2 separate regions of the Homo sapiens genome follow, and region 2 is linked to region 1. The links are chromatin loops, found by intact Hi-C in ENCODE. Cell type or tissue: GM12878. All regions are shown on one strand. Each heading gives the region's core, and the rest is flanking DNA. Links, peaks and the distances in the headings are about the cores only.

Region 1 (15,823 bases), core at 3,936-11,935:
TTCATATAGTCCTTTCATTAAAAAAATTATTTTCACTGCTGATTGTAGTGGACCAGGGAGAGAGTGAGCCACTAAAGCAATCAGAATAACTTACACAAGCAAAGAAGAAGAGATATCACATCTGATAGAACTCAGAAAATAGTCTCTCTCGCACATGATTTAAAATTTTTACCATTTTCTTCATTGTGAAGAATCAGAATTTAAAACCAGTGTTGTTATTTATTTACCATCTACATCAGTGTGGGCTCTGGGATTCCTATTTTATTCCATGGGTCTTAATCCTTTACTATAATTATTTTGATATTGAAATTATCCCAGACTTGGAACAGGCCAAATCTGCTTTTAGAAACCCACTATTTCCACAAAATAATGGCCTGGACTCTTCCAAAGCATCAACATCTTGAAAGAAAAATAATTGCAGCAACAACATTCTGTATTAAAAAAAGGATAAAGACATGGCATATGAATATAATGCCTTTGCAAGATTTTATTTTGTCATAAATAATATTATTGGGACAGATGATGATATTTGAATAAAATCTGTAAATTAGAAAATAGTGTTTTATTAATGTTAATTTTCTTGTTTTCAAAATCTTATTTTGGGAATTTGAGATAAAGGTGTTTTTTTTTGCTGTTTGTTTTAAAGAAATATGCACTAAAGTACTAAGAAAAAGAGGCACAAAGACATAAGACTGAAATGTACTTATAGGAAAACTGTACTATAGAAAAATGTTATATCTGAGTAATGTTAATATTCTGTAATTACTTATGAGATTCTTGGAACTTTTCTGTCTGAAATTTAATCAGATTAAAAATAAAAACATGTAAGTGAATATATATCATTTATAGATTTGTATACAAAAAGTAATTACAGTAACTCATGGTGTTCATACATCAAAGTAAGATTTTAACTATTAAAAGCTACTTCTTTGTGTATGGCTTAGTGTGTGTGTGTGTGTGTGTGTGTGTGTGTGTGTGTGTGTGTGCATGTGCACTTTATCGTCCATAACAGTAAAGATTATGTTCAGCTGTAAGTAATTGAAAACTCAAATAATAAAAACTAAATAAGACAGAAGAAGTTTTTTTTTCTTGCCAAAATAGAATCTGGAAGTAAGCAGTCCAGGAGTGTATGTAGTCACTGTTACCATTGGGAATAAGTGTTCCTTAAATATTTTCTCATGAGTTTTTTCCTTATGACCTAAGGTGGCTGCTCAAATTTTAGCCATGACACCACATTTGAGTCAGCATAAAAAATGAAGGAAAAACGAAGACACATATCCTGTCCCATTAAAGATAGTTCCCATAAGCAAAACAAGATACCTCTGCTTGTATCCCTTTGACTAGAACTTAGTCAGAATGCCACACTGTTTGATTAGAAGCCTGTGGCATGAAGTTTTTAAATCCTGTATGACTACGTTTACAAATAAAAATTGGGGATTTTCTAAGGAAGAATGAAGGGAAAATTAGATGTCTAGAGACAGACAAGATATCTGATATACTGCTATAAATGTTGCGGTAAACAGCCTCACAGTCTGATAGACAATTACGGACCTTACTGGAATGTTAAAAAGAATGCAGAGGTAAAATTAGGAAGCACTTAGAATTTTATTGCTTTAGCGAAGATCAAGCCTGTCTATTTTTATACTAAAATTACACTAGTGTGTAGAGTTACTAGATTTAATAAATAAAAGTACAAGAAGCCCAGTTAAATTTGAATTTCATTCAGTCACAGAAAGGAATGAAATTCTGATTCATGATACAAAATAGGTGAAAGTTATGCTAAGCAAAAGAAGCCAACACATAGGTCATATATTGCATGATCCTATTTACATAAAATATCGAGAATGGGCAAATCTGTAAAGACAGAAAGCTAGTAAGTAGTTGCCAAGGGGTGATGGTAGAGAAGACATGGGTAGTGACTGCTAATCGGTACAAAGTTTCTCTTTGGAATGATAAAAGTGTGATGGAATTAACTAGTGGAGACACTGGCACAAATTCTAAATATTATAAAAGACCACTAAATTAAACACTTTGAGAATAAATTTCATGATGTAAAATTTGTAACTATACAAATTTATAATAAAAAGTTAAACAAAACCATACAAACAGTATGCTAGCCAAATTTAGTCTGCAGGCCATACATTGCCAACCCTTGCCCTACACTAGTTGAGATCAACTTGGGAGACTTAAAAAATTGCAGATGCTGGGCCTTGCACCCTCTGATACTGATTCAGTTGGTCTAGGATGGTGTTTTTGTTTGGTGCTTCCCAGGGGATTCTAGTATGTATCCATGGCTGAGAAAAATGAATTGTCTAGAGCAGTGTTTTTTAGCTTCAGGTTTAGCCTGGATCTTTTGCAAACCATTGTTGGAAGCAGAGTACTGATCCCTCAAAGATGTTCAAATCTGAATTCCAGGAATCTGTGGACATGGTAACTTACATCAAAAAGGGACTTTGCATATGTGAATCAATTAAGTACCTAGGGATAAGAGAGTTATTCTGGATTATATGGGTAGGCTCGAGCTAAACTCACTGGGTCCTTAAAATCAGAGAGCCTTTTGTGGCTGTAGTCAGAGGAAGAGTTGAATACAAGAGGTTGAAGAGATGCAACTTGTCTGGTTTTAAGATTCAGAAAGAAGGCCATAAGCCAAGGCCTATGGATGACTTTTAGAAGGTGGAAACCTCAAGACAATAAATTATTTTCTAGAGCTTCCAGAGAGGAACATAGCCTTGCTGACACCTTGATTTTAAACTAAAAACTTCTAACTAGCAAGCAATAGGATAAATTTCTCGTTTTAAGCCAAAATAAAACTGGATTTTTTATGAACAGGTTTTTTTTTTTTTCTGTTTTTCTTTTTTTTCAGTGTAAATATGTAACATAATATTTGGGGCATATTTATACTAAATATTTACATGTTGTTTATTTGTAATTTAAATTTAGTTGAATCTCTTGTATTTTACCTGATGACACTACTGGTGTGCTTATTGAAAAAAAAATCAGCTGAAAGGTTAAAGTTCCTGGAATCTATGTTTGTAATAGATTTGTTGAATCTTATAATGGTGCACAAAAAATACGCATATAAATACTGCAAATAATAGTCATCCTTCTGGTATTATAAAAAACCTTGTTGTACCTTGCTTAAGTGATAAATTTGAAAAACTTAATGCTCAGCTAATATTTAGTGTCAAAAATATTTTCCTGTGTAAATACAAATATTGTAACCTCAAAATTTTATGAAAAAATACTCTTTACTCTTTATCATAAGTACTAATAAAAATACCTGGAAAATATATATCAAATTAGAATATGGCGATGTCTTAGATTCCTAGCAGTCATTTTGCCAATACAAAATTCCAAATGAGACAAAGAGTAATTCATCACTAAATTCATTAACATAAACTCAAATTTGTACTTTATTTCTCAAAAATTTAATTCAGTGAAAAAATATTCAAATGTGGCACATATACACCATGGAATACTATGCAGCCATAAAAAATGATGAGTTCATGTCCTTTGTAGGGACATGGATGAAATTGGAAATCATCATTCTCAGTAAACTATCGCAAGAACAAAAAACCAAACACCGCATATTCTCACTCATAAGTGGGAATTGAACAACGAGATCACATGGACACGGGAAGGGGGATATCACACTCTGGGGACTGTTGTGGGGTGGGGGGAGGGGGAGGGATAGCATCGGGAGATATACCTAATGCTAGATGACGAGTTAGTGGGTGCAGCGCACCAGCATGGCTCATGTATACATATGTAACTAACCTGCACCATGTGCACATGTACCCTAAAACTTAAAGTATAATAAAAAAAAATTCAAGTACTATAAAATATAAATGTGATGTATATCTTTGGAGAGTTAAGCCAGTGAAATCTTTTTACTTTAGGGAAATGGCTGATGGAATTTTAAAAGTGAGAATATAAATCAACAGCCTCATGATTATTCTGAAATACTACTATAGTAATGACAGCAATTATTTTTAAAGGACTGTTTTGAAACATGTAGAATTGAAACTTAATAATTTAGCTGTCTCTGCATAAATGTGCTCTTTCATGCGTGAGAATTATGTTACTAATCTAGACTCATGAGTACTGATGTGTCTGCACTAATCCATCCCTGTTGATTGTCTCAGTTCTCCTTCTGATGAATGGTACACAGAGTGAGCAGGCTTATTTGGGGTTAGCTAAATATGATATGTTGCAATGCTTCCTGATAAGTAGAAAGAGGAGACTGAACCTTACCCTTTAGCATCGCATTTCCCTCTCTTAAAAGTTTAATCAGTTTCCTACAAGTTGTCAGAAGTCTTATATTATAGATTTAATAAATAAATTTAAACGGAGAGTGTGTTGGTCATGTGATCCCAGAAGTAAAGTCAATACAAATAGGTTATATATTTCTCTGTATGCAAATATTGTTTATCTTTGACTTTGATTTGAATAACTGCATCTCAATCTTGCAAATTTGAGAGTGGCTCTTGGACCAAAGCAACAATATTTTATCTTGTCCCTTGGTGTGATCTAAGGGGTATTCCTAAAAAATAATCTGTATTAAAAGGAAAATCTGTGGTCCTGCTCCAGAGCCTTTCAAATTGCCATTATAATTTTATCCTATAGCAGGAGTTGGCAAGTTTTTTTTGAAAAAGGGCGAGTTAGTAAGTATTTTTTATTTTGTGGGCGATAAGGTCTTCATTACAACTACTTGTCTTAGTTTTTATAGAACTAAAGAAGTCATAGAGAATACGTAAATATAAATGGATGTGGCAGTGTTCCAGTAAACTTTATTTACAAATATAGGCAATAGAACAATTTTTTTCCTAGGAACTGTAGTGTGCCAACACCAATTAAAAAAAAAAACTGCATCTTTAGGAAGCTTTGATAAATTTCAAACCCTTTGTAAAAGAACCATATTAAGCTATCATCTATTTTTGATAGAACGTAAATTTAAGGCAAAGCAATAATCAAAAATGTGTTTTAGACAATGCAAATTATGTAGGAAATGAACAGATATTATAAACCCAAAAGCTCAATTATGATTAGGAAACACTAATTTTAAAAAGTTAATTAGCTTTCCTTGATCTGGGATTTCTGTTTTTAATATGCTAACATGTACTATAGAGCTCCACGATTTAGTTATAATTTGAATTGTTTCTCAGAGTACCTTAGTTTTGCAATGCACATGTGACACTTATAAACTGAACAGTAGTAAAGAATGTAGTCCACATGGGCAGTCATGCTAGGACATTGGTACAACACTATAGGAAGCCACAGTTTAAAACATTCTTGAGATTGAGATCCAAAAGAGAGGGCAGAGCATAGAAGAGCCAAAGATGGAATGTAGATGATGAATTGCTCTTCTGCCTCAGAGTGAAATTGAGCTTTCAATAGTAACAATATCTTGAGCAGTGAATGAAGATAAAAAGTTATAGAAAGATTTTTATATGGATGATAACTGAGAATTGATTTACAAATAAAGTATGCATTTGGTCAGAAAAATTTAGTATCAGATACCAAAAACGGACACAACTCGAAAGAGCAAATCTTAAATGGGGCATTACATTTATTGCATAATGCTAATATTTAACCTTCATTAGAAATATGCTTTTTGATATATTGTTCATGAAATTGTTTGCTTTTGTCTGCCTCTAGCATCAGCCTCTTTCATTCTAGAAGAATTTTTGCAGTGATATTTCCTTAGCAGGAGAATAAACTCACACTTTAATGAGAGAGAACTACGTCTTTACATGAATTTCAAAATAACATTTTTTTCTAAATACCTTTCTGCTATTTATAGAGAAACTCCATTGCACAGGTAAAAATATTCAGCCATCTCTAAAAATACAATGCCTCATCAAGATGAACGATGTGGAAAAGTTACACTTCTAGAGTGCTTATAATGATGAAAATTGTGGTGATGCAAAGAAGAAAATCATAACAGGCATTCATTCTTTGGGGAAACTATTTTTAAAACCTACAAATAAACCATAGAATTCCTAAAACTACCTTTGGAAAATTAAAGTTATATAATGCTAGCTTTAAGTATCTAATTACCTATGTGTAAATTATAATTTAATATTTTTACTTTAAATTTTTATGATATTAATAAAAAATAATTTCCATTGTCTTGCTTCCACCATTGTTTATTTCTGCTATTTTCCTTATTCCCCATATGGCATATTCCAAGCACAAAGTAGTGCATGAGATCCTGAACACAGAACAGGACACACTGATGTTCTAAGTTCTTTTCTGGTTTTCAGAAGCTTCTATTCAACACTCCAAAATTTTAGGCTTTTTATATTACTTCTAATTGTCCAACATGCTTGATAAAGTCTAATTCTTCTTAAGTATTGAGCCTTTCACTACCTCCTTTCTTCCACATCCCTGTATAATTATTCATGCTATTCTCTAGATCTTCAGAGGAAAATAACTAATTCTTACCAAAGTATACTAACTAATGTTAAACTCCTTGTTGCAATTTTTTTTAATTTAAAAGTTATGCGGATTATCTAAGTTCTTTGTCTCATTTTAACTTTAATTTAATAATTGCTCTTGTACCATATTCACAAATTATACATTTATCTCTATTTTCCTTCATTTATCTACTGTTTTATTCTCCTTGTCCCTACTGATTCTGTTGTTTCTCATATTTCATATGTGTTTTCATACTTTAACATAGATTCCAGTGGCCTAGAATTCTCGTCATTTTGATTTTTTAGATGGACAATCTACATATTTAATCACAGAATGATAGTTTTGGGGTAATTAGTACAGCTGTGGGGATATTACCTGTACCTATTTATTTAACAAATGAACAACTTCAGATTGAGAGAGTCACAAAAATCCTCACAGAACTCAGGTGTCAAGGCTCCATATTCACAATACTTTCCAATCTTTTATGCTAGAAGTACAATCATAAGATAATTTCTGCTAGTACTTATAATAGCAAAAAGCTACATTTGTGGAGTCACTGATATGTGTCAGATATGATACTTGTATTAATTCTAATCTTGGCACACATATTGCAAAATTGAATTTATCATACGTACTCAATGTGGGAAACTCAGAATCAGAGAAGATAAGAAATATCCTTGTGGACAATTCTTTAGTTAGGTATGTCTGATTCAATAATCTTATATTATTCAAAATAATTCACTGCCTCTCCGAGATCAACTTTTGAAAGATATTTCAACAATGTTTGAAATGTAATTCATGTGTCCAGATCTAGAATTCATAATTGCCAAGAAATTCTGAGGAAGGTGAGAAAATATAGTGTACATCATCATATTGCCCCCAATTCATTGGTAACCAGTTGTCAGTTATTCTGGAGAAACTAGCTGAGTCACCTTATTTTATTTATTTTTTTAAAATTTTTTTATTTTATTATTATTACACTTTAAGTTTTAGGGTACATGTGCACAATGTGCAGGTTAGTTACATATGTACACAGGTGCCATGCTGGTGTGCTGCACCCATTAACTCGTCATTTAGCATTAGGTATATCTCCTAATGCTATCCCTCCCCCCTTCCCCCACCCCACAACAGTCCCCAGAGTGTGATGTTCCCCTTCCTGTGTCCATGTGTTCTCATTGTTCAATTCCCACCTATGAGTGAGAACATGCGGTGTTTGGTTTTTTGTCCTTGGGATAGTTTACTGAGAATGATGATTTCCAATTTCATCCATGTCCCTACAAAGGACATGAACTCATCATTTTTTATGGCTGCATAGTATTCCATGGTGTATATGTGCCACATTTTCTTAATCCAGTCTATCATTGTTGGACATTTGGATTGGTTCCAAGTCTTTGCTATTGTAAATAGTGCCGCAATAAACATACGTGTGCATGTGTCTTTATAGCAGCATGATTTATAGTCCTTTGGGTATATACCCAGTAATGGGATGGCTGGGTCAAATGGTATTTCTAGTTCTAGATCCCTGAGGAATCACCACACTGACTTCCACAATGGTTGAACTAGTTTACAGTCCCACCAACAGTGTAAAAATGTTCCTATTTCTCCACATCCTCTCCAGCACCTGTTGTTTCCTGACTTTTTAATGATTGCCATTCTAACTGGTATGAGATGGTATCTCATTGTGGTTTTGATTTGCATTTCTCTGATGGCCAGTGATGGTGAGCATTTTTTCATGTGTTTTTTGGCTGCATAAATGTCTTATTTTGAGAAGTGTCTGTTCATATCCTTCGCCCACTTTTTGATGGGGTTGTTTGTTTTTTTCTTGTAAATTTGTTTGAGTTCATTGTAGATTCTGGATATTAGCCCTTTGTCAGATGAGTAGGTTGCGAAAATTTTCTCCCATTTTGTAGGTTGCCTGTTCACTCTGATGGTAGTTTCTTTTGCTGTGCAGAAGCTCTTGAGTTTAATTAGATCCCATTTGTCAATTTTGGCTTTTGTTGCCATTGCTTTTGGTGTTTTAGACATGAAGTCCTTGACCATGCCTATGTCCTGAATGGTAATGCCTAGGTTTTCTTCTAGGGTTTTTATGGTTTTAGGTCTAATGTTTAAGTCTTTAATCCATCTTGAATTAATTTTTGTATAAGGTGTAAGGAAGGGATCCAGTTTCAGCTTTCTACATATGGTTAGCCAGTTTTCCCAGCACCATTTATTAAATAGGGAATCCTTTCCCCATTGCTTGTTTTTCTCAGGTTTGTCAAAAATCAGATAGTTGTAGATAAGCAGCGTTATTTCTGAGGGCTCTGTTCTGTTCCATTGATCTATATCTCTGTTTTGGTACCGGTACCATGCTGTTATGGTTACTGTAGCCTTGTAGTATAGTTTGAAGTCAGGTAGCATGATGCCTCCAGCTTTGTTCTTTTGGCTTAGGATTGACTTGGCGATGCGGGCTCTTTTTTGGTTCCATATGAACTTTAAAGTAGTTTTTTTCCAATTCTGTGAAGAAAGTCATTGGTAGCTTGATGGGGATGGCATTGAATCCATAAATTACCTTGGGCAGTATGCCATTTTCATGATATTGATTCTTCCTACCCATGAGCATGGAATGTTATTCCATTTTTTTGTATCCTCTTTAATTCATTGAGCAGTGGTTTGTAGTTCTCTTTGAAGAGATCCTTCACATCCCTTGTAAGTTGGATTCCTAGGTATTTTATTGTCTTTGAAGCAATTGTGAATGGGAGTTCACTCATGATTTGGCTCTCTGTTTGTCTGTTATTGGTGTATAAGAATGCTTGTGATTTTTGTACATTGATTTTGTATCCTGAGACTTTGCTGAAGTTGCTTATCAGTTTAAGGAGATTTTGGGCTGAGACAATGGGGTTTTCTAGATATACAATCATGTCATCTGCAAACAGGGACAATTTGACTTCCTCTTTTCCTAATTGAATACCCTTTATTTCCTTCTCCTCCCTAATTGCCCTGGCCAGAACTTCCAACACTGTGTTGAATAGGAGTGGTGAGAGAGGGCATCCTGTCTTGTGCCAGTTTTCAAAGGGAATGCTTCCAGTTTTTGCCCATTCAGTATGATATACAATTTTTTCAGCACCACACCACACCTATTCCAAAATTGACCACATACTTGGAAGTAAAGCTCTCCTCAGCAAATGTAAAAGAACAGAAATTATAACAAACTGTGTCTCAGACCACAGTGCAATCAAACTAGAACTCAGGATTAAGAAACTCACTCAAAACTGCTCAACTACATGGAAACTGAACAACCTGCTCCTGAATGACTACTGGGTACATAATGAAATGAAGGCAGAAATAAAGATGTTCTTTGAAACCAACGAGAACAAAGACACAACATACCAGAATCTCTGGGACACATTCAAAGCAGTGTGTAGAGGGAAATTTATAGCACTAAATGCCCACAAGAGAAAGCAGGAAAGATCCAAAATTGACACCCTAACATCACAATTAAAAGAACTAGAAAAGCAAGAGCAAACACATTCAAAAGCTAGCAGAAGGCAAGAAATAACTAAAATCAGAGCAGAACTGAAGGAAATAGAGACACAAAAAACCCTTCAAAAAATTAATGAATCCAGGAGCTGGTTTTTTGAAAGGATCAACAAACCGCTAGCAAGACTAATAAAGAAAAAAAGAGAGAAGTATCAAGTAGATGCAATAACAAATGATAAAGGGGATATCACCACCGATCCCACAGAAATACAAACTACCATCAGAGAATACTACAAACACCTCTACGCAAATAAACTAGAAAATCTAAAAGAAATGGACAAATTCCTTGACACATACACTCTCCCAAGACTAAACCAGGAAGAATTTGAATCTCTGAATAGACCAATAACAGGATCTGAAATTGTGGCAATAATCAATAGCTTACCAACCAAAAAGAGTCCAGGACCAGATGGATTCACAGCCAAATTCTACCAGAGGTACAAGGAGGAACTGGTACCATTCCTTCTGAAACTATTGCAATCAATAGAAAAAGAGGGAATCCTCCCTGACTCATTTTATGAGGCCAGCATCATCCTGATACCAAAGCCTGGCAGAGACACAACCAAGAAAGAGAATTTTAGACCAATATCCTTGATGAACATTGATGTAAAAATCCTCAATAAAATACTGGCAAACCGAATCCAGCAGCACATCAAAAAGCTTATCCACCATGATCAAGTGGGCTTCATCCCTGGGATGCAAGGCTGGTTCAATACACACAAATCAATAAATGTAATCCGGCATATAAACAGAACCAAAGACAAAAACCACATGATTATCTTAATAGATGCAGAAAAGGCCTTTGACAAAATTCAACAACCCTTCATGCTAAAAACCCTCAATAAATTAGGTATTGATGGGATGTATCTCAAAATAATAAGAGCTATCTATGACAAACCCACAGCCAATATCATACTGAGTCACCTTATTTTATATGCTATCTCATTATCCATGTTAAAAATGTGATGTCCTGTAATCTAAAAGCTCTGTTTTTGAAAATCCCATGTGTATCTACTTATCACAAATAAAGAGCATAGATCTCATATTTTTGTAGAATAATTGAGCCCCAGATGGTGGTAATTTGAATGAAACAGCTACTCCTTGTGTCTCTCTGATGAACTATTCAGGATTAAGAATGATAACAAAACTTCGAAAGCCTGACTGCAATAATAGATCCCAGTACTGCCTTTTATTGTTAATGATGACACTTGCTATTTTACTAGAATTAAGTTTTTGAGCTACTCTGAGGATGCTTAAGTCTTTAATGATCTTTTTATCATAGCAGAAAAAGTTGAAAACAACAAAATTCACCCAAATACATTGGATGCAGTGTTCAACACTAGAGAGGTGCGTTGGTTTCATTCTGAAGCATTAACTCTTTTGTCCCAGCCTGATGCCTGATGGACTCTGAGAGGCTCAGAAGTAGGATTTTTTGCTCAACTAGGCAAGATTTACACTTACTTCACTGAGATAATCCTTTAGCCTAGAACCATATTAGGTTTGTGGTTGGTAAATTGGAATACATAGAAAAAGCACATTCTGAAATTTTCCATAATCCTGGAAAACACTCTGGTCCATTTAAGCACAATTCTAGGGAGAAATGTACACTTAAATGTTCTTTACCATCTCCCACAATACTGACTGCTTGAAGAAGGTGATGTGGCTGAGTATGCCTGATGAGGAGAATCCAGCATCTGGAATAAGCCAAACATGTTACTTAACTGCTCTGAGGGATTTTTCATAACCATGAATTGGTGATGATAAAAATGCTCATCTGCATTCATCAGAAAATTATAAGGCCTGTGAATTTACCATTTATTTTGAAAATACTTATTCAAGAGTTTGGTGTCACAGTACCGCTTTTGGAAACATATATATATATATATAAAATTATATATATAGTCATATGTTTATATATGAATTTTATGAACATAAACACAAAGCTCTCTTTTATCTTTAAATCTGGGTACAATGACTTGTGAACATTCCATATCCTTATTGGATAAGCTCCAGATAAATTACTTCATGTTATTTAATTAAAATCAACAAAAATAACATATTTCTGACTATGTGTATTTGGGGAGAATCCAATGGGGACAAGATGTAGGTCATTTGTAAACTGAGGATTCAAATAACATTATCTCTTACCCATGGTTTTTAATAAGGTCAACATCAGTATATTTCATAAAGAGATTATGTCATGTAAATACTTAGTTTACAATAAACATAGTACTAAGAAATTGAAAGATTTGAAGATAAAAATAATGACAATTTGTAAGTGTTTAACATAAGTTCACTTTCATATTTGATCATCTCTCAAAGGAAAATTAAGGGTTGCTTTTAGGGTAGGCTACTGTACTCTCACTTGCCCAGTACAACTGTGATGTTTGTTCATGCTGCTGCCTTTACTGAAATTTGTGGCCCTTTAGCTTCTACTCACCCAATTGGTACACAATATTCAGGATCCTGATCAATTCCCAGCTTCTATAGGAAATAATTTCCTCTTACTAGTCCACATTAAGATGTTTTCACTCTAAATTCTTATTAACATGAGAGTATGCCCCATGCTTTTCAGTCTTCAAATACCTGTACTGCATTATCTTTCTCCTAAAACAATATTTGAGTTGCAGGATCCAGATAAAGTTTACATTTTATAACTTGAAAAAGCCTGTAGAACACTCATAGGCATAGTATAAGGTTCAAAGAAGATTAGCAGATTGACTGTAGTTTCATAAAGCATACTTATTTAATGTTCCTTTGCAAAATTTACTTGTGTGGGTACTGATTCCTTTTAGGGTATAGAAGGTAGCAAAAAAAATGTTCACAGTCACATTTAAAACAAGAAAAAAACAAAATAAACAAAATTATAATCTTTTCTCTTCATCTGAAAGCTGAGGGATCAAGGCATGCAGGTGGACTGAACTACAAATGGATACAACACACTTGAAGGAAAGAAGGAACACATGAGTAGGACACATAGTCATTTTGTATATGACAGATCACAGGAGAAAGAGTTGGAAGCTATAAAAGTGGATAAGAAAAAAATGACTGAAATATAACAAATTGTTAAGGGCCAAGAATGGACTTGCATTTATAATTCTGTGCAAACCAGGTATATAAGAAGTTCACACTTTTTGCCGTCACTCTACCATGGGCCTTCACTGGGTAGGTATTGACAAGAAATGTTTACAGTAGAAAACTGAGACTGTCCCCTTTGAACTATGAATATTCAAGGACTTGACAAGGTCTGAGGGAAGAACATATGGTACTGGAGAAACTAACTTTTCATATGGAAAGAAACTTGAAAAATTTCTTCCAAACCTACACAAAATGATCATGAATTGGTTTGTGAGACTTGAAGTAAAACCTAAAACTATAAAAGTTTTAGAAAAAAATATATTTAGAAAGAAACATTCAAGGCTTTGGAGGAGACAGAGAATTTTTAGGCTACAAGGAGCATTATTATAAAAGAAAATATTTGATAAATCAGAATCAATAAAACATAATTTTCTACTTTTTGTAATACATTATTAAGAAAATCAAAAGACATGACAGATTAAAATAAGATATTTTTAAAAGATTCATATAGAAGCATGATATGGGTTTCTCAATATAAAAGGATGAACTCAATAGTACAAATTAATATCAAAAAGTGAGGGAATATTTGAAAAGCAACCTCACAATAAATGCTCAACATCATTGGATATCAGGTAAAAGCAAATTAAAAACAAAATGAGATACCAATATACATGCACAAGAATAGCAAAAAATAGAAGATGCTGCAAATATGAAGTGTAGGCAAGGGTATGGAAAGAGACTGAACAATAAGAAATGGCGTTCTTTTTATTCTCAAAAAGACAAGAAAAATGGTACAGCCATTTTTGAAAAAAAAAGAAGTGTTGGAAGTATTTATTAAAGTCGACATTTTCTTCCTACATAACTTATTTACGTATTCATTTATTCATTTATTTTAGAGACTGATCTAGCTCTGTTGTGCAGGCTGGAATGCAGTGGAATGATCATTGCTCACTGTAGCCTCAAACTCCCTTGCTTAAGTAATCCTCCTCCCTCAGCTTCCCTAGAAGCTGGAAATACAGGCACATGCCACCATACCTGACTATTTTATCTTTTTAAAAATTTTTTAAAGACAGGCTCTTGCTATGTTGCCCCAGCTGGTCTCAAACTCCTGGGCTCAGCTCCTGCCTCGGCCTGAATTACAGGTGTAAGCCACTGCATCTGGCATACATGACTAATGTATTCTACTACCAGGATAAGTGAAATCATATGCCTACCTAGATTTGTACACAGATATTCACAGCAGCAAAATTTATAATAGGCAATACCGCGAAGAATATATCTGTTCACCAAGAGTTGTATAGGAAAGATGGTTTGTCTACGTAATGGAATATTACTCAGTAATAAAATGAAAGAAACTAATGCTATATGAAACAACATGAATTAATCTCAAAACAGCATGCTAAGTGAAAGAAATGAGGCACAAAATAATTAAATATCCTATTTACACAACAAATGGAAAATTAGATCAACAGAAAATAGATAAGTTGTTGCCTAAGACCAGGAGTAGGGGCAGAAATTAACTGCAAAGAGACATACAGGAATACTATTGGAGTATGGAAATATTCTAAAATTTGGTTATGTTGATGGTTGCACATCTGCAAATATTTACCAAATATCATCAAGCTTTATACTTAAAATAGGTGAAATTTATCGTGAATACATACCTCAAGAAAGCTGCAACAATACCATTTACTTTAGCATTAGGAACATGAAAAATACATAAAGATTTTAAAAAATCTAAAATATTATTGACAGAAATTTTAAAAATCTAAATCAATTTAGATATGTGACATTTTCATGGACTGGAAGACTTAATATTGTTAATATGATCATTCTTCCCAGTTGCTTTATAGATTCAAAGATACTTGACACCCTAAGAGTTTAATACATGTTGAGAAGCTAAGGACCTAGACTAATCAAACCATTTTCAAATAAAAAATATACAGTTGGTGAACTTAAAATAGCTGATTTTAAGACTTACTATAAAGAGCAATAATCAAAAGAGCGTGCAATTGGCCTAAGATGTACATTAAATCAATGGTTTAGAATAGTTACAAGAAAAATGTGCTTGTGTGTTCAGCTGATTTTCCACAACTGGTGTCAAGATAATGAAATGGGCAAAATAGTGTTGCTTTAGCAAAGATAATGGAAAAACTAAATACTCTATAAAAATAAAATCTAACACCATACACAAAGTCATAGATCTAAGCATAGAAACTAAAAATAATAACACTTGCAGAAGGATAATTAGAAGACAGTATTTGGTGCCTTTGATTAAAGATTTTTTTAAATAGGACAAAGTAGTATGGACTAGAAATGGGAAAAAATGACCATCTGAGGTATGTCAAAATGAGGAAATAGTGCTGTTTGTAAGATATTGTTAAGTGAATGTAAACACAAGTCATAGACTGAGAGAAATATTCGTGTAACAGATATCTAATAAAAGACTGCTATCTAGAAAATATACAGAACACTTAATTAAAAAAAAATAGATACCCAACGAAAGAAACTGGACAACAGATTTGAATAGTCACTTAAAAAACATGTAGCAATGGCAAATAAGAATATGAAAATATGTTCAACATTATTAAACATCAGGGAAATGCAAATTAAATCCATGATAAAATTTCTACATTCTTACTAAAATTTAAAAAATTTAAAGGTTTCATTTTTAAATTTCTTTCTAAAATATCATATAATTATGGTTCTTTTTATTCTTTCCATGTACAGTTTCATGAATTTTAACAATCTGTTTTTCTATCATTACAGTTTGTATTTTCAGGGATAAATAAATATATGTTCTATCAAA
Region 2 (15,823 bases), core at 4,938-12,937, 49 kb after region 1:
TTCTTTTATTCTTTTGGCTTATTTCTATAATAAAGGATGCCTTATTCTCTTTTATTACAAGGAGAAGGGAAAATTCAGGACAATGCTTCTTCTCTTGGAAAGCTCTAGTGGACTCTTTTTAAAGCAACAAGCTTCTAGTGAGCTTTTGTTTGCCTGTAGAAAAGCAAATTAAGGTTCCATCTGGGAACTTGTCACTCTATAGGAATACATGTTTTATTGAAATGTTTGCAGGATTCACTATTCTTAGGGTTGTCAGAGATGGGCACCTCTCTCATTAGGTACAATGAGAATGGTATGATGCAAGGGAATTATGAGGCAGCATGCAACTGCTGCAGAGGCACTGACTTTAAGAAGAGAGCTGTAAGTAACTTAAGTCTTCAGCAATGCAGTATTTTCCACAGAAGGAAAAAGCTAAGGCAAGAGGGAAGAGAGAAAGGTCTTGGAGTAAACACCTAAGACTAGAATTGAGTTCTGTATTCACTCTGTGTTTTCTTAGGTTACTTACCCTTCAGTTGTAGTATAGGGATAATAACATCACATTTGACTGTTATGAATGATAATTGGAACAATATATATAAATCATTGACCAAAATGTCTGGCATACATTAGGACTTCGAGAAGTGGTGGACATTATTCTGGAAAAGAGTAGATACACAGCAATGACTAGTGATGTTGACTAATTTAGTAAATTGCTTATACATACTCAGATTTCTAAAATGCAAAATTAATTGTGGTGCACTTTTAAGTTGATTTCCTCTTAGCTGTTGAATATTCGTTTAAGGAAAATGTTTGTTTCTTACGTAGCAAGTGAAAAAAAATGCACAGATCCTGGGATTTAGTCCAGAATGGAGGCTAGTCTTTATGCTTCTTTCATCACTGGGCTGAGCCCTTTACTGCAGTTAATATAGTTTTGAGGCTGGGAGAGGCCATAAGTTGGAGTTCAAGTTGCTGGACACTGATCTCTGCCTAAGAATTGGTATTAAAATATAGGAAACCTATGGTATTTGAACAAGCAAAGTAGAAGTTACATTTGAGAGGAAATAAATGAAAGTTGATATGGCTGGTGAGTAAAGAAGAAGGAATACTGATTCTGTAGGAGCCTGGTGAATGGGAGCTAGATCATATAAAGAAATCATATAAGGACATAGGATCACATATTGAATTAAGGATTTTGTACTATATCTTAGAGTGAGAAGTTAATGGAGAACTTTATGCATAATAATAACTTGAATAACAAATTTAATAAGACATTGTTACTGTACCATGAGGGAGGTTTTGAATAAAGCATTAACAGATGTAGATAAACCAGTTTAGAGGCTTTTATATAACTTTGATATAAAGAGGATGGCTTCAAGACCTAGAATTGTGTAAGAGGAGATAGATGGTAAGTAGAAAGTAGACTCAAGATAAATGGTAAGACAGTGGCACCGGGTATAAAGAGTGATTTCCAGATTGTCAACGTTTCTAGCTCTATTCAGTGAAAAAATATACCTTTCATCAGTCATATCTTTTTCAAATGGGTGAACATTTCTCTTGTGTATAGCCTAGATGATATTATTTGGGAGTCTGTGCAGGACATAAGATTATGTGTATTACAAAAGGAAGTAACCCCAAATATTGTAGTTCTCATTCTAGTTCACACCAGCTAGTGTTCATGACATGTTGGGAGGAACAATTGCTTAGTTTAACAATTCAAAAACTTTGACACATAATGTGAGTCAGACAGGCTAAAAACAATAAACAAAATTGACATATACTCTTTCTTCATGAAGCATTACACTGGTATAAACTGTTTCAGCAGATGTCCATTGACTCTACATAATTAACAGGAAATTAGGAAGTAGAGGTAGTATGAAGCCCATAGATTAATATCAATGAATTTTTACCTGCTTTCTAGCATTTGGGCCATGTCTATAATTGTCTTCTGATGTTATTATTAAGTTAATTAAAACTAACACTATAAACTCTATCAAAAGTATTATGGTACAGTTTTGTTTTCTATTGTTTTTAAGCCCAAAGATGCTTAGCATAATTGTTCTATAATATTCCTTGAGTACTCATCTTAATTGTGAAAATGTAGGACAAGTCTTTTCCCACTTGATATTCACTTTCAGTTCATAAGACAAAGATAAATATCTTACCAAATTGAGACAAGAAGTTTTATGATGGAGCCAACACATTTTTCCTTCTTACTCTTTCTTCCTAATACTAGAAGTTAGGCCTATCTTCCCATTGGCAGGAAAATATCATGGGATTTTGATTGTTAAGTTCTCATAAAGAAAATGAGGAAATGGGGAAAGTTCATTATCTTTCCCAAGTTACTTCTCTCTGGGGTGAAATGAGAACCCTGGGATTAGATTTCATCTTTTTTTGGGAGTTGCACTGTCTCTCACAGGACCTGTAAATGCACTTAATGAAAACACAAAGCAACTATTGGATATATTATTCCCTTCTTCACCAAGTTTATTCCTCTAAGTAGCATATACTAAATTTTGGAGGTGGGAAGGGGAAAAAGTAAATGCAAACCCTTTTTGATCTGCCTTTTTAGAAATACCACCTCCAAACAAATTTATTTTTGAGCATTTTCTATGCATATTGTCAGATGTACCCAACACAATCCTTCTTTGAGGCCTTACCTTTAAAAAATACCTTTGCAAGGGAAATCATTTTTAAAAATTAACAGTTCTGTAAATATTGTGAATAGTCACATTGCTATGGTCTGAATGTTTGTGTCTCCCCCACAAAATGTATATGCTGAAATTCCAACCTCCAAAGCCGATAATATTAAGAGGTGGGTCCTTCGGGACTAGACAAGACCATGAAGGTGGAGCCCTCATGAAAAGGATTAGTGTCCTTATAAAAGAAGCTGGAGAGAGACTCCTCACTCCTTTTGCCATTAAAGTTAACGGCAAGAAGCCCTCACCAGACATGGAATCTGCTGGTGCTTTGATCTTGGACTTTTAGCTTCTAGATCTGTGAGAAATAAATTTCTATGGTATAGTATTTTTGTTATAGCAGCCTGGAAGTGCCCACCAATCTGCTGTCTAATGAGGACCTGCTTCCTGGTTTGCAAATGGCCATCTTCTCATTGCATCCTTACATGAGGAAGGGAGAAGTTAATCGCTTTTGTGTTTCCTCTTATAAAGGCACTAATTCCATTACAGGAGAGTTTCATCCTCATGACTTCATCTCTTGAAGTCCCCACTTCCTAAAACCATCACTTTGGTGATTAGGATTTCAACACATCAATTCGAGGAAGATATAAAAACATTCAGTCCATAATACCAGACATTTCCGAAGGCTATGAATTTTATATATTACCCATCTGCAGACTTAATTTTTACATCAAATATTAAGTTTCTTGTTAAAAATTAATAAAGGAATATTGTTTAAAATTTATTTTATTTAACTTGAGATATCCAAAATAGTATTTTTTAACATGCAATCAATAAATAAAAGTGTTAATGAGGTATTTGACAGCCATCTTTTGAACTACGTTTTTGAAATCTTTTTTGAAATTTTATTAAAATTTTACACTTAACAGCAAATCTTAATTTGGTCTAGCCGCATTTCAAAAGCTTGATAATAACATGTGGCTCTTATATTGAACATCAGAGTAGTACAGTGTTTTCATGACCTTTATTTATTTTAAAAAAGAAAGAAACATGGTAGAATCATTGTTTAAATGGTGCTTCTTCTTGCATTAGACAAAAATAGGTCTTGACTAGATGGCTTACGATATGGAGGCCATCTGTTTTAGAGTGATTATGCTATCTTGTGACCATGTTATGGGAATCATTTGAATAAAGAGAGAAATGTACATACTTAATAAGTAGATTAAATATTAACTTTTCTCACTACTTTTTGTTTTGAAAATTTGTCCTAAAGCACTGTAAATGCTGTATTCTTCTAGTAGTGTATGTTTTTTGTTTTATATGGAGTTTATTTTAAAATAAATTTTGGCTAAGACAAAGTTTTAATGGCTCATAATCTTTTTTATTAAGGTGAAATTCACAAAATTAATTAAAGTATACAATTTTAGTACATTCGCATTTAGCACATTGTGCAACTATAATGTCTATCTAGTTACAAAGCATTTCATCATCCCAAAAGAAAATCCTACACTTTCTGAACTGTTACTCCCTATTTCTCATTATCGCCAGCCCTTCTATTTTTCTGAATGGAATGCACGCTGTGCAGTGAACCGCAGAGACAGAGCACGCCGGCCCGCAGGGTGGCCAGGTGCAAGACCACCTGAGCGAAAACACGCTACTCAACCAGTGCCCACTCACCTGCTGGTCTCAAGACAGAGGCACAGGTGTGAGTCCAGGCTCTGATACCTGCTACCTGGACAAGTCACTTTACTAAGTCTTAATTTCTCTATACAGGAGGGAGGAAAGAAAGGAAGGAAGGGTGCGGGGGGAAAGGGGGAAGGGGAAAGGGAGGGGGAGGGGGAAGGGGAGGCTTCCTAGAGGCTTTCTATTTTTTTGGATGCACTTATTCTGCATATTTCATATACATTTAATCATATAGTATGTGACCTTTTGTTTCCGGTTTCCTTCACTCAGTCTAATATTTTCTTTTTGAGGTTAATCGATGATATTACGTGCCTAAGTACTTCATTTTTATTTATGGTTGAATAATAAACCACTGTATGTATACCACGCTTTCAGTCTTCATTCATTTATTTTTAGGCATTGGTGTTGTTTTCACCATTTTGGTTATTGTGAATAGTGGTATTCAGTATTTACACAAAAGTATTTCTTTAAGTTTCTGTTTAAAACTTTTTGGACATATAGCCAGCAGTAGAATTTCTAGGTCATGTGGTAATTTTATATATATAACTTTTCCAGGAACCACAAAACTTCCACAGCAGTTGTATTCTTTTATTCCCACCAGCAATGTAAGAGGTTTCTGATTTCTCCACATCCTTGCCAATACTTATTTTCTGTTTTTATTTTTGTTTTGGTTTTATTATAACTTTCCTAATATATGTGAAGCTGGATTTTAACACAGTTCTGCTTTGCATTTTCCTAATGGCTAATGATGTTAAATATCTTTTCATGTATTTGTTAGCTATTTGTATATCTTCTTCAGGGAAATCTCTATTAAAATCTTCTTGTCTTATAAATTGGACTTTTTGTTGTTGACTTGTAGGAGTGTTTGGTATATTCTGGATAATAGACTCTTGTCAGCTATGTGACTTGCAAATATTTTATCCTATCTGTACACTGTCTTTTTGCTTTCTTAATGTCCTTTGATATGCAAATGTTTTTAATTCATAAAGTTCAGTCTATCTAATTTTCATTCGTTGTTTGTGCTTTTGGTGTCATATCTAAGGATCCATTGCCAAATAAAAGGTAATAAAGATTTATCCCTATGTTTTCTTCTAATATTGTTATAATTTTATCTCATATTTAGGTCTTTGTCCATTTTGAGTTAATTTCTATATGATATGAAAGTCAAGCTTCATTATTTTGTGTGTGGATATACAGTTTTCCCAGTACTATTTGTTGAAGAAACCAGTTTTTTCCGTATTAAATCTTCTTGGCATCCTTGTTTAAAAGAAACTTAAATTGTCAAAGAGTGAACTGTTTTTCCCCACATATTTGTAAATAATTCTGTTTTCTTTCTGTTATTGATTTCTCCCTTTATTCATCATGTCAGATGCTTTGTATGATCTCAATTTTTTACATGTACTGAGACTTGTTTTGTGGCCTAACATATGTTTTATCATGTTCACTTGAAAAGAAAGTATTTGTTTTTATTGAGTGGGGTATTCCATATATCTCTTTTAGGTCTGGTTCATTTATAACGTTGATCAAGTGCCCTATTTAACACCAAGAAAATCATTTTTTTATTCTTTTTTTCTACACCTAAAAAACTATTTTTCTGCAATAATAAAATAAAATAATAATGTCAGAAAAGAAACTCAGCAAGTGAAAATTTTATTTTATGAAACTTTGTATATATAAGCATGCCAAGGAAAAAGTCAAAATAGAAAATAAGCATAATGGGAAAAAAAAGACTTCTTAACTCTGGCGAGATGACATAATTCTGCCTTTTAAACATGGATAAATTTGCAAAACAATTTTACTTCAAGAAAGTAAATGATTGCTTGGCCCCTTGTTACAACAAGTGTTCCTCATAGGCCAGAAACATTAGCATTACTTGAAAGCTATTTAGAAATACAAGATTCCAGGCTCTATCCCAGGCCCATTGATCAGATTATGTTTTAACAAAATGCTCAGGTTATTCAAAAGCACATAAAGTTTAAAAAATATTGTTGTAGATGAGTGGTTCTCAACCATAACTATACTTTAGAATCACATAATAATCATAAAGAAAAAACAAGAGAACTACTCATGCCAGCATCTTATGTAGAGATTCTAATTTAATATTCCTAGAATGGTTCTCTAGTTTTTTGTTCATTTGTTTGAATGCTGCAAATCTAGGTGATTTGACTTCCACCCAGTAATGAGTCATTGATCTATCAGGAGTTTTTAACTGCAGTCCACAGATCACTTGTATTTCAATAAAATTATTGTTTTTCTATAATCATATATGTGTATATATGTGTGTGTGTGTGTGTGTGTGTGTGTGTGTGTGTGTGTGTGTGTTTTCTTTGATCCTTGCATTAAACATATACCATTCCTTAATGAAGGAATACATAAAATCCAATAAACTGCCAAAGGAGTCCATGACACAAAACTTTTAAGAATCCAGAAAAAAATAATTATCCTGACCTTTTTCTAATGACAAAATGTCATATGCACTTAAAGGTCAGTGCAATCTAATCTTACCTTTTGAGCCCAACTGCGTACTCAAACTTTTTTTTTGTTCCTCCTTACAGTGATCAAACAAGACCTAGTATGCTTTCTTTCTTATCTGATTATTAAAAATATGTGTATCTAATTAACTTAGTTTCTTCCCAGTGGCAATTTGTGGTTGAATATCTAGAATCTATTTTCTCTTCCATAATTATAAATGTAACCATTTATTTTTTAGGGTATCTCAACCTTTCCCTCAAGTATGCCAAATGCTTCAAGGGAAAGTAAAATATAGCAGCTCTTTATCTAGGCTCTGATAGCCTAAGCCAATCAGCCCATTCCCAGGTATTGCTTTAGTAATAGTCATATGATCTAAGCTAGTTCAATAGGAGTGAGTCTGTGGTAATTGTGATTGAAATGTTGAGTCACAACAGATTGTCCTTCCTTTGACTGTGAACTAGGAATCAATTATTCTCAATTGTGATAAACCTTTCCATGACTATGATAAAATAATTATTTAGAAGAAGACAAGACTGTAGTTGGCAGAAGATAGAGATGAAAAAATAAACAGACAAATGAACAAACTATTCTTTCTTACTTTTATATGGCTAGGTTACCTGAATGTGAGTCTGAAGGTCTCCTTATTCCTGGACTTTATATGAGCAATTCAGTCCTCTTTATTAGTAGGCCAGGTTGAGTCGTTTGCTGTTTCTCTTAATCAAGAACATTCCAAATTTTTATAGGATTTGGAATTGTGAATGGGACAATTAAGGACCCATTCAATTTCATTAAAAGTGTGAACTTGATTAAGTAAAGGAGTTAGGTAGAAGACAAAAAAATAAAAAAAAACAAAACTTTTATCCACAATATGTGGAAGTTTTCAATCCTTATTTTATGGTAGCAAAAGAGTTAAAATGAGGCCTACTGAAGCATGGATTTGATATTAGACTTTATGTCCAGAAACTACACCATTAGGAGCTTGGTGAAAAACAACCAGAATATTGGACTATATTATAAAGGAAAAAGCAAGCTTGATCCCAAAGTGGCTTTTTGAAGAGAGCAAAAAACAACAACAAAAAAAGTTTGCTAACAGAGGCTTAGTCTACCCATGTGCTGAATTCCCTGATGTTTAAAATGTCTTAAATACCAGGCATGCTAGGGCATAGCTGGAAAGGCTAAACTTCACACACTAAGCTGAAGTTAATAAAGGGAGAGATGAGGAGGTAAAATATTCAGCAAAGGCAAGGTTGGGACCAATGAGAAACTTTCCTGTCCTCTTCAAGCCCCTCTTGTTAATTATTCCTTATCTGCTAAAGGAAGCAACAGTGGTCATTGTCAATGCAAGCAGAAGCATCCTGGGCACAGATAGGACGCTTTTTGATGTATCCTGTCTTTGTTTAAAATGTTTATCTCTGTTTATTATGTATTTTTACATTAATTTTGAAGTTTTAAAATATTGTTTAAATATTTTGTTCATCTTAGTTGCAGTTTCTTTTGTGCCTCTTTTAATTTTGTGTCCAAGGCAAGTCGCTCACTTACCTCACTATTGTCCTGGCCCTATATCTCCTCAACTGCATCAATTATTTTGAATTGTTTAGAAGTGAAGACTAAGATAAAACCAAAATGAAATCTTTGATAATTCAGTTGAGCCATTACATCAATCAAGCTGGTAAACCTTTCTCAGTTTTATTGACCCATTTCAAGATGGGATTTTCTATTACTTTCACTTGAAAACTCCCTAACACATCTATGTTTATTTTAGCTTACAAATCCCCTTTGTTTCTGCTGGTAGGACCACCATTTACTTAGTTTAGGTAGCTCTGGGCGGAAGTGGTAACAGTGTAGGTTGCCAATACCTTGACAGACACAACTTTTATGATGATATATCCTCACTAAATAAGCAAAAACTGATTGTCTGAAAAGGGAAAGTTCTATTCAATTGTGAATATTTTTTATGCTCTGCATCATACCATATGCTTTGGTGATATGAGAAAGAGGTATATCCAAATGGTTTCTGTTTTTCAGAGGCTCATGAGACAGTGGCAAAAAAAAAAAAAAAAAAAGCCATAAGGTGCAATGGGTTAAGGACAAATACAGACTGAAACTATTCTGATCCTTAGACAGTATAAAGAGAACCAGAAGAGAAAATAACAATCTTATAAAATTATTAGTTCATTCAAAGTTGAACTTTAAGAATAAAGATAAAATAAAAATCTTTACTACATGGATTTAAAATTACATGGGATTTTTGACAAGTAAGGTGATACCTAACAGAGTTAAATTAGAAGAACTGAAACTTAAAATGCTATGCTTAGTTCATTCACTTAACCTTTCATTTCAGATGAGTTATTGAGTAACTGTGGTGAGCAAGGCCTTAACATTGCTATAGGAAATGGAAATATAAATCAGGAAAAAATAGTAGCCCAGTTGCAGAATAAGATAAAGGCACATATAAACATAACTTGTGGCAGAATATAATATGGGCTCAAAAAGAAGCATAATTTAGGTGTTATATCATTTAGATAAATGCAAGGTCATAATCAAATATGGCAAAATCACACAATGATCCATGGAGAGGGGGTTAGATTTAAGGTCATTATTGGAGGATGGTTAAGATGTGCATAGGAAGACAAGCAATTGAGAAATGGTTTTATTAACTCATGTACACAATTGAATTAGAAGGTGCTATTCCCTCAAGATGCTGCCTTATTAATTCCTTTAATGGTAGATTTAAGGTATTTAGATTTTTATAAAAAATAATTCTTGCAGGCTGTGCATGGTGGCTCACGCCTGTAATCCCAGCACTTTGGGAGGCCAAGGCAGGCAGATCATGAGGTCAGGAATTCGAGACAAGTCTGGCCAACATAGTGAAACCCTGTCTCTACTGAAAATAGAAAAATTAGCTGGGCATGGTGGTGTGCACCTGTAGGCCCAGCTACTTAAGAGGCTGAGGCAAGAGAATAGCTTGAACCCGGGAGGCTGAGGTTGTGGTGAGCTGACATCACAACACAGCACTCCAGCCTGGGCAACAAGAGCAAAACACCATCTCAAAACTAAAATAAATAAATAAAATACAAAAATAATTCTTGCAGATGTTATTTTTTACTCCTGAAAGAGTGCCATAGTATTATTTGCATGCTGGAATATGTGGGGTAATGGAAGCTGTAGTTGGTTCAGTTAATAAAACATTTGAATTTTCTTGCCTTTATTTATGGGAAGAAAAGACCAGTTTGATTAAAGCAATATCCATTTAATCTAATTTGTGTTAAAATTTTACTTCGTAAATATTTTTATCTCTGTTTAGGTGTTAGCAAAAGCCTGTGCGTATCATAAATGTAGTCACATATTCATACTGTCTATTTTTGCTTTTCCTCCAAACAAACTGACCTACTCATCTTACCTATATAAAGAAAATGTCTGTTTGCTTTTCGTAAGTTCTTTCTTCTGGCCCATTTGAAAATTAGAGTTTCATGTAGAGCAGTCCAGTTATATTTTTTTCTCTATCACTGTGTAGAAAATGTTGAAAATTTTGCACTTGAATGAGGAGGCAAAGAGACTTACAGGCTGATTACTGTCATTGATGTAGTATCAGGAATAGAGTGCATGTATGACATTCTTTATACCCTGAATGATGAGTATGATCATGAACAGAAACTTTACGCCTAACTTCAATTTCAGATTTGCCAACAGCTCTTTGTATTTTCTCTGCTTTCTTAAACAATATTTAAGTCTGCCCCTTTAAATAGTAGCAAAAAAGACATGGTCCATAGCAATAAGGCAAATGCTAGGGACCTGAGGTCATTTGTCTGTGGAAAGTAAGTAGGTACAATAATCTCCCCTTATCTATGTGGGATACTTTTGAAGACTCCAGGTGAATGCCGGAAACTGTTGATTGTACTGAATCCTATATATACCATAAAATTTTTCTATACATACATACTTATGATAAAGTTAAATTTATAAATTAGACATAGATATGCTGAGTAAGGTGGCAAAATAGAAAGCTCCACCGATCATTTCCCTGACAAAAACACCAGTTTAACAACTATCTATACATGCACAAAAATGGACCTTCATAAGAATAAAAAACCAGGGGAGCACTTACAGTAACTGGTTTTAACTTCATATCACTGAAAGTGGTGCTTAAGTCATAAGAAAAACAGTCTTGAATCATTGATGCCAACCCTCCCTTGTCCCCTAACAGTGGCAACACAGTGTGGAGAGCCTTTCTATGTGCTGGGGAGAGGGGTTGACTCAGTCCTGCCACGTTATGGCAAAAAACAAAATCAAACCAAACTCAGGTGATTCCTGCCCACAGAGGGGGCATTTATACCAGCCCTGCCCAGAGGGGAATTGCCAATCCCAGAAGTAGGAACTTGAGTTCCCACAAGCCTCACCACCACAGGCTAAAGTGCTCTGGGACTCTAAATAAACTTGAAAGACAGTCTAGACCACAAAGACTGCAACAGCTAGGCAAGTTCTAGGGCTGAAATGGGCCTAGAGACAGTAGACCAGGGGGAGGTAGGGAGGATGGAATAGACTGAAAAAATAGGTAGGGTAGCTAAGAGGGTGCTGGAATCACCCTCTCCCTAATTCTAGGCTGCAGAACTTGTAGCTCCAAATAAGACCACTTCTCTCTGCTTGAGGAAGGAAGATGGAAGACTAGGGAGGACTTTTGTCTTGCATCTTGAATATCAGCTCAGTCACAGCAAAATAGGGCAGCAGTCAGAGTCACGAGATATCCTTTCAAGGCCCTAGCTCTGTACAATTTTTCTAGACACCACTTGGGCTAGAAGGGAATCTGCTGCCTTGAAAGGAAAGTCCCAGTTCTGGCAGGATTCATCGCCAGCTAACCGAAGAGTCTTTGAGTCCCGAATAACCAGTAGCAATACCTAGGTACTATGTTGAGGGCCTTTGCTGAGATTCTAAGACTAGCTGGATTCAGGTGAGACTCAGCACATTCCCAGCTGTGATGGCAATGAGGTGAGACCCCTTCCACTTAAGAAAAGCAGAGGGAAAAGCAAAGGAAACTTTATATTGCACCTAAAGTACCACCTTGGCCACAGGGGTGTAGAGCACCAAGTAGAATCTTGGGGTCCCGGACTCTGGCACTTGGCTCTTGGATGACATTTCTGGTCCTGCCCTGGGTCAAATGGGAGACCATTGCCCTAAAGAGTGAGTCTCAGGCCAGAGAGCATTCATTATAAACTGATTGAAACTGATTGAAGAGCCCTTGGGCCTGAAGAGAACATTGGCGGTAGTCTGGCAGGACTCCCTATGAGGGTGTGGTGGTGGTGGCCATGGGATGAGGCTCCTCTGCCTTTGGAAAGGGGAGGGAAGGACTGCATCTTGTGGTTTAAATGCCAGATCAGCTGCAGTACAATAGAACAGCAGGTACAATTCTAAGATTTTTGACTACAGTCCCTAGCTTCTAGGTGGAAACTTTGAACATATCTCAGACCTGGGGGAACTTTCCACCCTGAAGAGAAGGACAAAGGCCTGGCTGGCATTGCCACTTGCTGATTGTATAGTCCTGTGGCCTTTAGCAAATGTAGGTGGTATCCAGAGAGTGGTTGCAGCAGGCCTTGTGTAAGACCCAGTACTGTTTTGGCATCAGGTCTCACCCACCACAGCCCTCATGTTAATGGCTACAGGAGTGCTTGTGTCACTCCATCCCGAGATCCAGGTGGCTCAGAACAGAGAGAGAGAGAGAGAGAGAGACTCTGTTTGGGAGAAAGTAAGGGAAGAGAACAAGAGTTTCTGCCTGATAATCCAGAGAATTATTCGGACCTTGTCTAAGACTATCAAGGTAGTACCTCTATGAGTCTGTAAGAACCACAGCATTACTGAGCTTATGTTGCTACCTGAAGTAGACAGTGCTTAGATCATAACACTAAAAGTCCTTTTGAATAGCTGGAAAGACTTCCCAAGATGTATCAGTACAAACATTCTCAGACTAAGAAGTTTACAATAAATATCTAACTCTTCAATGCAAACACACAGATGAACCTCTGCAAGTATTAAGACTATCCAGGAAAATATAATCTCACAAAATGAACTAAATAAGTCACCAAGGATCAATTTTGTAGAAATAGAGAAATGTAACCTTTCAGACAGAGAATTCAAAATAGTTGTTTGAGGAAGCTCAAATAAATTCAACAAAGAGATTGAAATAATTAAAAAGAATCAAGTAGAAAATCCAGAGTGTCTTAGGTTAGTTAAGACTTGTTTTGGGAACTTACATATAATCTATCTTGGAGAATATTCCATGCACAGTTCAGAAGAATGTGTATTCTTCAGCTGATGTATGACATGTTCTGTAAATATCTGTTAGATTCATTTGGTATAGAGTGCAGTTTAAATTCAACTGCTAAATTTCTTTTTAAAATTTTCTTCCTGAATGAGTGGTCCATTAATTAAAATGGGTATTGAACTCCTCTACTGATATAGTATTGTGGTCTAATTATCCTTTTATATCTATAAATATTTGCTTTATAAATTTAGTTACTGTGGTATTGGCTGCATTCATGTTTATAATTGTTAAATCCTATTGCAGAATTGACCTTTTCATCATTATATAAGGACCTTCTTTGTTTCTTTTTACAGTTTTTGACTTAATGTCTATTTTATTTGATATGAATATAGTTAATTTAATTTTTGGATATGCATTTGCATGGAATATCTTTTTTCATCTCTTCACTTTCAGTCTATTAATGTCCTTACAGGTGAAGTCAGTCTCTTGTAGATAGCATGCAATTGATTCTTGGATTGTTGTTTTGTTTCTTATCCATAAATTTACTCTATTTCTTTTAATAATATAACTTAATTAATTTACATTCAAGGTAATTGTTGATAGGTATAAACCTTCTACTACCATTTCATTCATTTTTTATTCGTTTTGTGGAGTCTTTCTTTCTTTTTTTAAATTTTCAAGCATGCCATTTATTTAAAAATTTTACATATTGTGAAAAGCAAATGAAATAAATAGAACAGAATATTTGCTTTGTGTCCATTTTTAAACACAAGCTACATTTTTTAAAAAAGCTAGAACAGAATGTTTCTTTCTCATGTATTACTCACTTATGTGAGATAACAAACCTACATATTTGGGTATTAATGAGCCCATATTATTTAAAGTTCTAGATCCATAAATTCGGTCTCATATTAAAAAAAATTAATGATCATTTGGATATCCTAAAGTATAAACTCATGAGTGCTTTTTCTTTTGAAAAGAGCCATGATAGCAACAATAATAAATATTATGTGAAACTTTATCTTTTCAGAAGTAAACCAAAGTATTTAACTTGTTTTACAAACATCTGTACAAATATTTCTACAAACACACTTATAATTACAAATATTTCTACAAACACGCTTATAATTACAAATATTCTACAAACACACTTATAAATGTAAGTGATATCTAGTATAAATGGATTTTACCCAAAGCCACATGAAATGGTATTTCAAAGTCATAGTCCAAGAGCGAAGAGTTCAAATATATATGACAATAGTCTGCGAAATGGAGCACTCTGATTGATATTTTTTAAATGAGGGGTTAATTTTACTCAATATCAGGATTTTTTTTATAGAATAAAATTCTGTAAAGTTTTAGCAACATGAAATTGAAGCATCCTAATTTCTGCTGAGTAGGAAACTTTATTGTCATCTTCTGTTTAGTAACATAAAGAGAGAAAGATGATCCAAATTGACAAATGGAATCTAATTAAACTAAAAAGCTTCTGCACAGCAAAAAAAAAAAAAAAGAAAAAACTATAATCAGAGTGAACAGGCAACCTGCAGAATGGGAGAAAATTTTTGCAATCTATCCATCTGACAAAGGGCTAGTGTCCAGAATCTACAAGGAACTTCAACAAATTTACAAAAAAAAAAATCCATCAAAAAGTGGGTGAAGTACATAAACAGACACCTCATAAAAGAAGACATTTATATAGCCAACAAACATATGATAAAAAGCTCATCATACTGGTCATTAGAGAAATGCAAAACAAAATCACAATGAGATACCATCTCACACCATTAATGGCAATCATTAAAAAGTCAGGAAACAACAGATGCTGTAGAGGATGTGGAAAAATAGGAATGCTTTCACACTGTTGGTGAGAGTGTAAATTAGTTCAACCATTGTGGAAGACAATGTGGCAATTCCTCAAGAATCTAGAACCAGAAATACCGTTTCACCCAGCAATCCCATTACTGGGTATATACTCAAAGGATTATAAATCATGCTACTATAAAGACACATGCAAATGTATGTTTATTGCAGCACTATTTACAATAGCAAAGACTTGGAGCCAATCCAAATGCCCATCAATGATAGACTGGATAAAGAAAATGTGGCACATATACACCATGGAATACTATGCAGCCATAAAAAGGATGAGTTCATGTCTTTTGCAGGGACATGGATGAAGCTGGAAACCATCATCCTCGGCAAACTAACAGAGGAACAGAAAACCAAACACTGCATTTTCTCACTCATAAGTGGGAGCTGAACAATGAGAACACATGGACACAGGGAGGAGAACATCACATACTAGGGCCTGTTGTTGTGGGGGGGAAGGGGAGGGAAAGCATTAGGACAAATGCCTAATGCATATGGGGCTTAAAACCTGGATGACGAGTTGATAGGTGCAGCAAACCACCATGGCACATGTATACCTATGTAACAAACCTAAACGTTCTCCACATGTATCCTAGAACTTAGTTTTTTTTTTTTTTAAAAAAAGAAGAAAGAAAAATGATTAATTACCTTTGTAAAATTTGTGGTTCAGCAATTTTTGCAATCTAGAGCTGCCACATACAGTCATTCAGCTTGGCTACTGTCCAACTCTAGCATGTATCATGCACACAGATTAAAATGTAAAATGCATACTCTTACAGTCATTCAATGGTGCTTCTAACTACAAAATACATATTAATTGTAAATTTTCTTACTAAAAAACTGCAGCCTGATACTCTCATCTCTGGTGAATTACCATGGGATCTTAAATTCTGAAAAAAAAAAAAAAAAAAAAAAAGCATCAACAACT

Evidence for each region. Peaks named below come from ENCODE experiments on the same cell type or tissue, not always from the same donor. Only the 100,000 strongest peaks of a DNase experiment are listed, where the experiment ranks them.
Region 2: it touches region 1 in a loop (5-fold over the local background); 2 of 110 quality-filtered maps call a loop at or near these places.

The regions. Positions count from the first base shown.
Region 1 is chr10:56,703,775-56,719,597 of GRCh38, reverse strand. No RefSeq gene overlaps it. Among named protein-coding and RNA genes, the nearest start is that of ZWINT, 350 kb to the right of the region's middle. In GM12878, for the core only: no CTCF peak of the experiment used is centred there; no DNase peak of the experiment used is centred there.
Region 2 is chr10:56,656,235-56,672,057 of GRCh38, reverse strand. No RefSeq gene overlaps it. Among named protein-coding and RNA genes, the nearest start is that of ZWINT, 300 kb to the right of the region's middle. In GM12878, for the core only: no CTCF peak of the experiment used is centred there; a DNase peak (open chromatin) is centred at 9,121.